Linked DNA regions of Homo sapiens: region 1 is linked to region 2. Evidence: chromatin contacts called from ENCODE Hi-C data. All regions are on one chromosome and are shown on one strand. Each heading gives the region's core, a stretch centred on a gene start or an enhancer-like site at or near the end of the contact. The rest is flanking DNA. Distances are from core to core; before and after follow the strand shown. Region 1 overlaps NRP2 (neuropilin 2). Region 2 has its middle 17 kb from the start of CD28.

The links. Hi-C counts contacts between places; a loop is a spot of excess contacts on that map. Pooled maps may share reads with other maps.
Region 1: a map with no recorded cell type shows a loop between it and region 2 (5-fold over the local background). The contact joins two enhancer-like sites. A Hi-C loop is called at or near these places in 2 of 37 single-sample maps with no recorded cell type and 2 of 50 pooled maps.

What each region holds. Positions count from the first base shown.
Region 1 is chr2:205,702,926-205,708,155 of GRCh38, reverse strand. All of the region lies in intron 2 of NRP2 (neuropilin 2), which reads right to left. Among named protein-coding and RNA genes, the nearest start is that of NRP2, 23 kb to the right of the region's middle. RefSeq lists enhancers at 1-29, 905-1,204, 1,415-1,554. Within about 2 kb of position 1,260, at least 31 of the 41 ENCODE cell types and tissues checked have a DNase peak (open chromatin) inside an H3K27ac peak, as active enhancers do.
Region 2 is chr2:203,686,691-203,691,698 of GRCh38, reverse strand. No RefSeq gene overlaps it. Among named protein-coding and RNA genes, the nearest start is that of CD28, 17 kb to the left of the region's middle. Within about 2 kb of position 2,743, at least 10 of the 41 ENCODE cell types and tissues checked have a DNase peak (open chromatin) inside an H3K27ac peak, as active enhancers do.

The DNA.
Region 1 (5,230 bases), core at 11-2,510, 2.0 Mb before region 2:
AAGGGCCCCTTGGTAGCATTCTGGAATGATACCAGAGTGCAAAGGAAGAGTAGTCCACAATTTCTTTCCATTTCTGTTTTTCTCAGCGGCAGCAGCAGCACTAGCAGGTGTAAAGGTGAATCCCAGCAGGGCCAGGACTTACTAAATTTTCCTACGCTGGCCTGGATCAATCATGCTTGTGTGCCTCAGTTGGCCTCATTTGACAAAAGGGAACAGGAATCATGCCTTTGTGCCCGGTGGGGCTGCCTGCATGGGTGGTCACTGAAGGGCAATCAGAGCACAGCGTCTGGGGCCCCTGGTGTGCTGGCAGTGCCCCTTTACTCGGCAGGGTGAACAGTTCCCTCCGGAATAGGTGTTCACACTAATTCTGGCTCCCAGGGGATCCAATTGTGAGGGCAAATCATAACTTCCCCGTCTGTCCAAAAAACGGGAGCCTGCTGGGAACGGAAGTGTACTGGGCACCAGGGAATCCACCACAGCAACAGAAAAGTCCTTTTTGTTTTTCCAGGGATTTAGGCTCCATATCATTTTTCTATTCCTCTTTGCTGGCATCCAGCCTCCCTAACAAAACTTGGAAGATGCAAAACTCATCTGAAAAACGTGCCATGCAGAAATCCAAGTAGGGGACAGTTTGGGAGTAGGTGGCAGGTGTGATGGGCCTCCCTTTTAGAGTTCATTTACTTGGAGCTTCAGATTACAGAGCTTGGAGCTTCTCCTGGCTCCAGGGGCAAACTTGTCACTACTGTGCAAAAAACACCATGGTGTGGAAATGATGGGCCTGCACTAATGTCCAAGCAGGAAAGGGCTGCTGCCACGCCAGGGCGGAGATTCTGAATCTAGCACTCAGGGGCCAGTCAGCTGGAACCGCTTCCGTTTGTGACTATGCTTTCGACAGCTGCATTCTGAAGCATCATGCTGCACAGGCAGCCCGGGCCATGTGAGGCATGTTAAAGCATTCACCTTCTCTCCCCATCCCAGAAATGCCCTTTCCATTCTGAGAGAACAGGTTGGGGTTTGTTGGGGGTGGAAGAAGCAAGCATTTAGGAATGTTGGGTGCTCCTGGCTAGAGCCTCATAAGACCATGAAGAAAGATGTTTAGAAAGGACATGAGCTTCTACAAGAAAGGGAACCAGATTACAGGAAGTCTCTAAGCAGGATGGGAGCTGTGTGAGTCAGACCTTGAAGGATCTTTATTCATCTCACAGCCAGAAGCAGGCTGTTTGTTTTGCGCACAGAGCTTCTGGCTGGTTGGCCACAATATTGTAGCGACCAGTGGAGGCCCTGGCAGTGTGGGAGGAGGCATCAGTGCCGGGGATGAGCTTCAAGAGCCACGTGTGTATAAAGGCCCAGGCAGTGAAGAGTACAGCAGAAAAGGCCCCCAAGAAGATAACTCAGTACCCCACCATTTAACCCAGCAGCCTGCCCTGAGGCTTGGACTAAATCTTGTATCTGCTTGGACCTCAGTTTCCCAGCAGATGACCCCCCAAAATAATAGTTTCTTACCCTCCTACCACTCTCAAAAGATGACACATAGATAAATCGCTTTGAACTTTTAGATGAAAGGTGCTGTATAAACCTGAGGTCTCATCAACTGTAATTGTTACAGTAATTATTTTAATGATAATAATGATGATAATGGGAGAGGGGGGTCGGGTGGGGACGAAACCTCCTACTTTGAGACAAAGAAAATCTCTTCCATTAAAACCTGCATCACGAATCCTTCTGCTCCAAGCTCTCAACCATCTCTTTCAAACTGCCAGTTCCTGGGCTGAAATATTATTTATTCCTTTCCTTTCCAATAAAACAATTATTTGTTCCACCATTTCCCCCCTCGTTCACTCTCCGGTGTGTCTGGCTTCGTCCTGACAGCTCGGCCACGGACTGTTTACATGTCTCGCTCACCCTCCAAGACTCTGGTTCAGCTCCATTGACACTAAAGGCAGGCGAATTCTCTCGGTGTGAGGAATCAATTACTTCCGCTGACACTCTATTACTGGCCCTCACATCTTTGGACTCCAGATGGAGAGTGAAGGTGGTGGTGAGGATGGCAGGGAATTTGAAGAGGATGGTGAGCGGGGCTGTGGGGGGATTGGGGGAGTAGGAGGTAGGTGACAGGGAGGCAGAGAGAGACGATGGACTGAGAGGCCTCTGGCTTGTATTTAAAGACACAGAAAGAGATCTCTCTCCTTGACTGCCCCGCTGGCATCCGGAGGTGACTGCATGGCAGGAAGAGGCAAAGAAAAGGAATAAAAAGAGAAAAGGAAAAGAAAAGGCTTGTCAAGGATATCTAAAGAAATCAGAGAGGCCCCAAATACCTAAGCACTGGGACAGCAGATGACAGCTCCAAGCAGATTGACACAGGTATACAAAGGCAGCTTTGGGCTGCCTGGCTTCAAACCCAGCCCCACGATTACTATCTGTGTGATCTCTCAGGGCCTCAGTATCTACATCTGTTAAATGGGATAATAGTAGTACCAGTACCAGCTGTGGCGGTTAAACATAGAAAACTTAGGGTAGGACCTGATGTCTGGCAAGAGTTCAATAAATGTTTGCTATTGTTGTCTAATTTTGAGAGTTCCTCCACGTGACCCACAAACATACAGTTGAGTCCCCAGTGGGAAAAAGTAGAAAAATATTAGAGACTGCCAAGATGCTTGGCTACAAAGCTCGAAAAGAGGCATAAAAAAAGTCATGCTTTTCTGCTGCCCTCCCAAACCTAAGCCCAACTCACATTTCTTTCTCCTTTTCCTTTTCCTTCTTCTTTTTAGAAAATTTTATTTTGACCCAGCTAACATTTTTCAGGGATTCTCCTTCTAGGAAAAAAATTTTGATTATGTAAATTAAATACAACCATCTACTCTGCAATCAACTGAGATGAGTTGTGAGGCACGATGTCCCATAATGAAGGACGATTACAGAAGCTCTTTTCTGGAAGGAAAGACAAGGGCAGCTGATATCTTTTTTTTTTTTTTCTGGAATTATTTATCCAGGCAGAAGTATAAGAATGGAATTAAATTATCTTTTGAGTTTCTCTTAATCCAAAGGCTTAAATCCCTTGCCAGTAAAAAGGACAAAACAAAAAGAATATAAATTTTTTTCTATAGGACTCATGACTCCAGGAAAATACACAAATCCCTTTTTAGAAAAATCTGATGTTTTCACTTGGTATATTTCCATCTCTTCTTTATCCCCTCCACACCTGGAGCTCCCACTGAATTTCTTAAGACAGACTCTCAGCCGGTGTAATTAGATGGGAGAATTACATGGAGTTACATGGGGTGAGATGCTGGCCCTCTGGGATCTCTGGGTTCGGAGAAGGTGCCAGGGTGGAGAGGCAGAACAAGTGGGATTGTGCATGATAACATCTCAAGTGATTTTCTCAGTCAGAAGATAAAGCATATTGTTAAGAAGGGCATCTACAGCGAAGCTTGCATTGAGACAGTTACAATTGCAACACTCATTTTTAAAAACAAACTGCCCAAAGTAATTCCAGCTGCGTTTTAACCTTGGTAAGAGGAGAACAGTCTGTGAGTTGTTTTTCCCCCTGATCCATGGGTGAGGTGGAGTTGCTGGGTGGACCCTGTGGTCAAGGTTGGTAAGTGTGGGGCCAGCAGCCAGCTGCTCCCATTCGTCCACCACGTACCTGGAGGTGGATCTGTTTCTGTCATTAGGAGGATTGTTGCAATACAGAAAATTATTACTGCTCACTGGCTCCTTAGGGGAATCAGAATATTTCTGTGGTTGGGCAGGCAGTAAATAATAACGTCAGTAATAGTGTCGTGAGTGATCAAGCCAACGGCCTCTCCTCAACAAGCACAAGGCACCCTCTTGAACCACACAGAATTCTCACTATGCTTTGTTGGCTTTTCAGACTTCAACGGAGACCAGCTGAAGCCACACCTCCAACTGGGCAATCTGGCCTCCCGCCCTCTATTCATAGGAAAGAGACTTGGATTCAGAAAGTCTTGTGTAGCAGGAAATTGACAAGAGGAGCTTAATCTGAAGTGTTACCTGGACTTTCCCAGGCCAAACCCCACTTTCAGGCATTCCACTGGCGGCGGGGTGGGGGAGGTCGCTGGACATAGGGTATGAGGCTGCAGAGACCCTACAATGGACAGGGAAGGTGGGGACAGCAGAGAGTCCCCATCATCTTAGTCTTTCCTGCTTCCTGACCACCCTGTCTCCTAAGGAGATGGTGGAAGTTGTCTGGCCAGGAAATACAATTAAATAGTATTGCTCAGGCACCTCTTCACCGGGAAAAGGGTTTGTGTCAGCAAGTCACAAGGACAGCCCCTTTTAGTCTACCCTTACAATGCTCACTGGTTAAGAAATTGGGTTCAGGCATGTTCAATTATTTTGGTTCCTGAAGGCATCAAACCCTCCCTCCTTCTTGTCTTTGGGCATGCTGCTGTCTGCCTATGACACCAGCCAAACACACTCCCTGCTGCCTGGCCAAATTCTTTAGAATTCGTATAGGCGTCACCTCCTCCAGGGAGCCTTCCTTGATCTTCCCAGCTTAGGCTGGACCTGGATGCTGTGGGCCCACGTAACAGGTCCATATCATGTCCCCTGCCAAATGCATGATGCCGGGGAGGCAGACAGCACAAGAGTAAAGCAGAGATTGAAAACTAGGGTATCTGGCTTCAAAACCCTTCTCTGCCACTTATGGGAGTAGAACCTTGGGCCAGTTGCTTAACTTCTTTGAGCCCAAGTTTCTTCATCTGTAAAATGGAAAGAGTAACAGTGACTTTAGGGAAAAGAATATGATTTATTCATCACTGTATTCCCAATAATACCAACGTGCTTAGCACATAGTAGGTGTTTAATAGCTATTTCCTGATGAATGAATGAATGGTCTATTACCATTTTGTTGGTGAGAGACTCATGTCCCAAATCAGTTAGTGACATTCTTGGCCTGTGTCCTACCCCCTAAGATTATGTCATATTCCCAGAGGGACAAATAGGGAACACAGATCTGTCTGCCTTCCAACACAGATTCAGCTCATGCTGACCTATTGCCTGGCATTTCCAATGTAAAAAATATCACGAAATCACCTGCACACACCTGCCTAGCACCCTCCTAGACTAGGCGCCATGGGAGTTTAGATATGAAGTACATGCTTTGTGCCCTTGTAGAATTTACTTGCTGAGAACTCAAGATGACCACATATGAACAAAAAGCAAGGGACTCAGGCAACATCAAGTGCTCTGGGAGTTCAGAGGAAAGGGT
Region 2 (5,008 bases), core at 1,494-3,993:
AATCTGAGATGTTGCAAGATATCCAATAGTAAGGTAAAGAGCAAAAGTAAAGAGGCTACAGCCCAAGACAAGGTCCAAACAAATCTAATATTTGTCTGAGAATCCATCCAGAAACACCCATTAACACCGCAGTGCATATGATGTCATGTATACATTATCTTGAGGAAAATTCCAGGCTAAACTTGTTCTTACAGAATTTAGCTTCCATTATATTACAGATGGCTCAGATTTGGAATGACTGGTACTTGGCTCATCATTCTCTTCATTGAGGGGCCAGAATCAATAGTGGAAACACAAGGAAATCTCATCCCTTTCAGGAATCTAATCTAGGTTGACCTCTTGCACTGTTGTTCATTGTATGAAATTCACCCAGCTTTGCTATGTCAGATTGTTATAGAACTCTTCTGGAAAATTGGAATTGTGTAACTGGCCTCTAGGCAGAAAAAAATGAGAGTAGGAAGGCCTATAATGGCCTTGAAACTGCACTTGCTTACCTAAAAACCTGTGTTCAGTGACTATGACACAGCAGGTGTTGCTCTACACCATGATGCCAGGAGAGACTAAGGCAGTAAGAAGGCCCTAATTTGCCTGAAGAGGCTTCTCTGGCCAGAGGTGCTGAGTTGGAGGATAACGAAAACTGGCCAGATCAGCATGGCGAAGAGAGGGCCTTCCCTTCCAAGTAAAGTATACACTACTTGGAAAAGTTTTAAAGTGCATGGCTTGCTAAGGGAACCAACCACAAGGAGCTCAGTGTGGCTGGAACAGAAAGGACACTGAGGAAGGGCCCAGGAGGTGACAGGTAGTTGAGGCCAGTGACAAAGGACCTTTTATGCCTTGCTAAGCAGTTTGCTCTTCGTACTGAGAGCAATGAGGAACCCTCACGATATGGGTCAGCACACAGGTCTGGGTTGCCAGGACAGATCTAAGAGGCAGCAGCATATGAAAGCCAGGATTTCAAATAGGTTGAATCTCTTACAGCAGCTCCAACAGATTGAAATCAGCTGTCTGACTCACTGTGTTGAACAGGACTTCTGAAACTTCATATCAGTTCAATGGGAGCATAGGAAGGGGAGGAGGCGCATAGGAGATGGTACTCCTGGGACTCCCAGGTCAGGGTGAGAATAAAGCCATGAACCCAGATCAGATTGCAGGCAGCTCTTCCCCACCTGTCCCTTAAATCTTGGCATTTTTCCATTGTTGGAGTTCGAGGTGGCTAATAAATTACTCCTTCCTACTTGCTAATTCAGTTCTAAATCCTATAAGACAGACCAAGAAAGACAAAGGAGTCAGGCAGACAGAGAGGAAAATATCGCTGATAGAGGGCTACCCGAGAACGTGGCTGAGCCGTGCAGTCACAACAAGCACCCCAGAATTATTAGGCAGACCTACCCACCCATCACAGTTCTTGCCCAGAAACCACAGGTCCCACCTCCAGGGAGAGAGTCTTTACCACTAAGCTACCACATGGCCCAGAGCAGGACACTTGCTTTCTGCAGGGAGGCAGGTCCCCAAGGTGGGAGCAGGTGGCAGCAGGAGGCAGAGGGAGAAAGACTGAAGACATAAGCAGTAGAGGATAATTTGCAGGAGAAAAAAACGAGGCAATGAGAAATGGCCCTAGGACGCCAGATAATACTTTAGCATTCATTAAACAGGAGCAAGCTTCCTTTGAGACTATCACACTTGTCTAGGAAAACAGAAGTTATAGCAGTTATACATTAACTAGCGTTGATCAGGCACTTTTCAATTCACACATGTTATCTCACAGAACTACTGTATAGGAGTAATTATTATTATTCCATTTGATAGATGGAAAGATCTAGTAAGTAGCAGAAAAGGATTCAAACACAATCCTTCCAGTCTAAGATTGTAATCTTGGAAAAGCTGATGGATTCTTTGACTCTGGCTTCTTGCTCTTTGCGATTAAACCATCACTTCAGAATGAGCTTCCGCCAGACTGTGTGAATGAGTGAAAGGGGCATTATCAGAAACCATCGTTCGGTTTGTGTGGTGGAGGGTGGGAAGTGGAGGATGGGGGTGAGTGAATGGCCTCATTTGCCACCAGTGTATGTGTTCCCTTTTCTCTGCCACTTTGCCAACATCTGTTATTTTTTGACTTGTTAATAATAGCCATTTTGACTGATGTGAGATGGCATCTCATAGTGGTTTGATTTGCATTTCTCTGATGATTAGGGATGTTGAGGATTTTTTATATGCTTGTTTGCTGCATGTACGTCTTCTTTTGAGAAGTCTCTGTCCTTTGCCCAATTTGTAATGGGGTTGTTTCTTTTTTGCTTGTTGAATTATTTAAGTTCCTTATAGATTCTGGGCATTAGACCTTTGTCAGATGCAGTTTCTGAGTTTTTCTAGTTTTAAATTGTCTTGTGATACTAAGAAGAATTTTTATTTGATTAACTGGAGACAGACCCTGCTTGCAAGTTCAATTTCTAAAATACCTGAAGAAATGAACAAACATTTCTTCTTCCCTCTCTCTTTCCTCCCTTCAAGCTGCAGAAATAGAAGCATTTTAATTTCAGCAGAAGGGAGTGAAGGTGGAGTGTTTACTCTGGGTCCACCCTCAGACATTTGGGAAACAAGGCTAACTTCTCAGGGCTTGCTGGTGATGCTGTGTCTCTATTGAGAAATTCGGACTTCCTAAAAATAGCAACCATAAGGTGCTGAGCAATGAGGGGTGGCAGACAGGCTAGTGATTTGCATTCCGCTTGCAGATGTTGTCCCAGAGGACTCTGAGGCTACCGCCCAAGGGAATAGGGAGGGCTCTGGCTGGCTGAATGGACTTTCTCCAGGTCCTAGAGGTCAGAGTTTCGAGAAAATTATGTCCATTCTTTTCCCAGATCTCTACTTAGGGAAGGTTTATGGAAATGCACAATATGTACCCAAGATTGTGGGTTTGTTCTCGCAGATCTCTCTCTAAGCTCTCTAGATCTATTACTGTCTTTTTATTTCTCAGAAATTCAGTCTACAAGCTGGACAAAGTTATGTATGTGTTTCTGTGCAAGCATGAGGTTAAGTACTTATTGCCTTTTCCCTTTTTCTACTCAGTCAGTATGCAAAAAAAGTCTCATATGAAAGTGGATATGCGGGCATTTTGTCCCCAACATTCCTCTTACATCCACCTGGCAAGACTATGTCCAATAAGTCTGACAGCTCTTAACCTTTTTTGTGTCAGGGACCCCTTTGGTGGTCTGGAAGCCTAAAGACCCCTTCTCACAATCATGTTTTGAAATGCATAAAATAAAATACATTGGATTGCAAAGAAAACTGAAAGTTTTGAAATGTAGTTTTCAAATATTTTTTTAAAAACAAATGTTCATGATATAGTAATAAATATGCTTCATTAACATATTAAATCTAGCTATGGTATGATAACTACCATAATTTTTTTTTTTTGAGACAGAGTCTCGCTCTGTTGCCCAGGCTGGAGTACAGTGGCACAATCTCGGCTCACTGCAAGCTCCACCACCCAGGTTCATGCCATTCTCCTGCCTCAGCCTCCCAAGTAGCTGGGACAACAGGCCCCGCCACCACGCCGAGCTAATTTTTTGTATTTTTAGTAGAGACGGGGTATCACCATAGCCAGGATGGTCTCAATCTCCTGACCTCATGAGCCACCCGCCTCGGCCTCCCAAAGTGCTGGGATTACAGACGTGAGCCACCGCATCCAGCCGATAACTACCATAATTTTGAAGTAGTGGTAAGCATAAGTAATATTTTGAGATACTTGGAACAACTATAATGTGACATGAAAATATCTGTGATTCTATTGATGACAAAGTGACAAGTACTGCAAAAAATACTGTGGTTTGTTACTTAAATATATCATTGAAATGTTAAATTTCAGTTGGAGAGGATAATGAAAAGGAAGGTATAATTTTTTTCTCAACCAAGTTTACATTGGACACCTAGTTAAGAACCCCTGAATACATTAGTATATCCGGTTCCCATCAGCATCTCATCTACCCACACATGGATGGCACACACACATACACACTCACAAACACACACACGCACACTACTGCATTCCCTATGGTCTCAATACTGGAATCTGGCAGCATTTTAATGACAACCATAAAGGACACTTCCCAGATGGTTTATGCAGTGAAAGATCAAGGAGCAGAAAGGGCAAATAACATTGTAGACCTCAGTAGCAGAATTCTCTGTAGCCTCCAGTTCCAAATACTAGTTGGGTGTGGATGGCCGCTCCCAACCATGGTTTTCTCCTTTCCTCATGATACCTGGACCAGAATGATAAGCTCTGCAGTTTCACATGTACTTGTTTTACTCCCACATTTTAGATAAAGTCCAACATTCCATTCTACTTACTATTACTCAGCAAGGTAGAACATGTAGTATCTGAGATTACATGTGCAGTGGGAGGACCACACTCAAGCTCAGACCTCTTGCTGTGGATAATGATGTAAAGCTTCCTGAGCGCTCTGCAAACAGTCAACATCTACCATTTGATATACTGTCCTTGACAATAGATCCAAAAATCCTTAGAGGACTTCTGCCAGTTAGGACACACTCACCCCCTCACTCACTCTGCTATAGACTCATGGGCATTGTTCTCTAGCCTCTAAAACACCAATTTATTTTAGGCCTGAGGTCTTTAACATGAGTTTTTTTCCTCTAAAATGTTCTTCCCCTTTACTCATCCCAGGCCTTTTCCTTCCTCCTGACAGTTATTTCTCACCCCCTATGTACTTCCATTTCATCCTTACCTCAATATCTAGTTTATTTTTCATAACTGGCCACATAAAACATAATTATTTTATGTATTTTGTTTATTTGTCTGACTCTTCCATTAAAGGCTGAACTTTTTTTTTTTTTTTCTTGAGACAGAGTCTCACTCTGTTGCCCAGGTTGGAGTGCAGTGGCGCAATCTCAGCTCATTGCAACCTCTACCTCCTTGGTTCAAGTGATTCTCATGCCTCAGCCTCTCGAATATCTGGGATTACAGGAGTGTGCCACCACGCCTGGTTAATTTTTG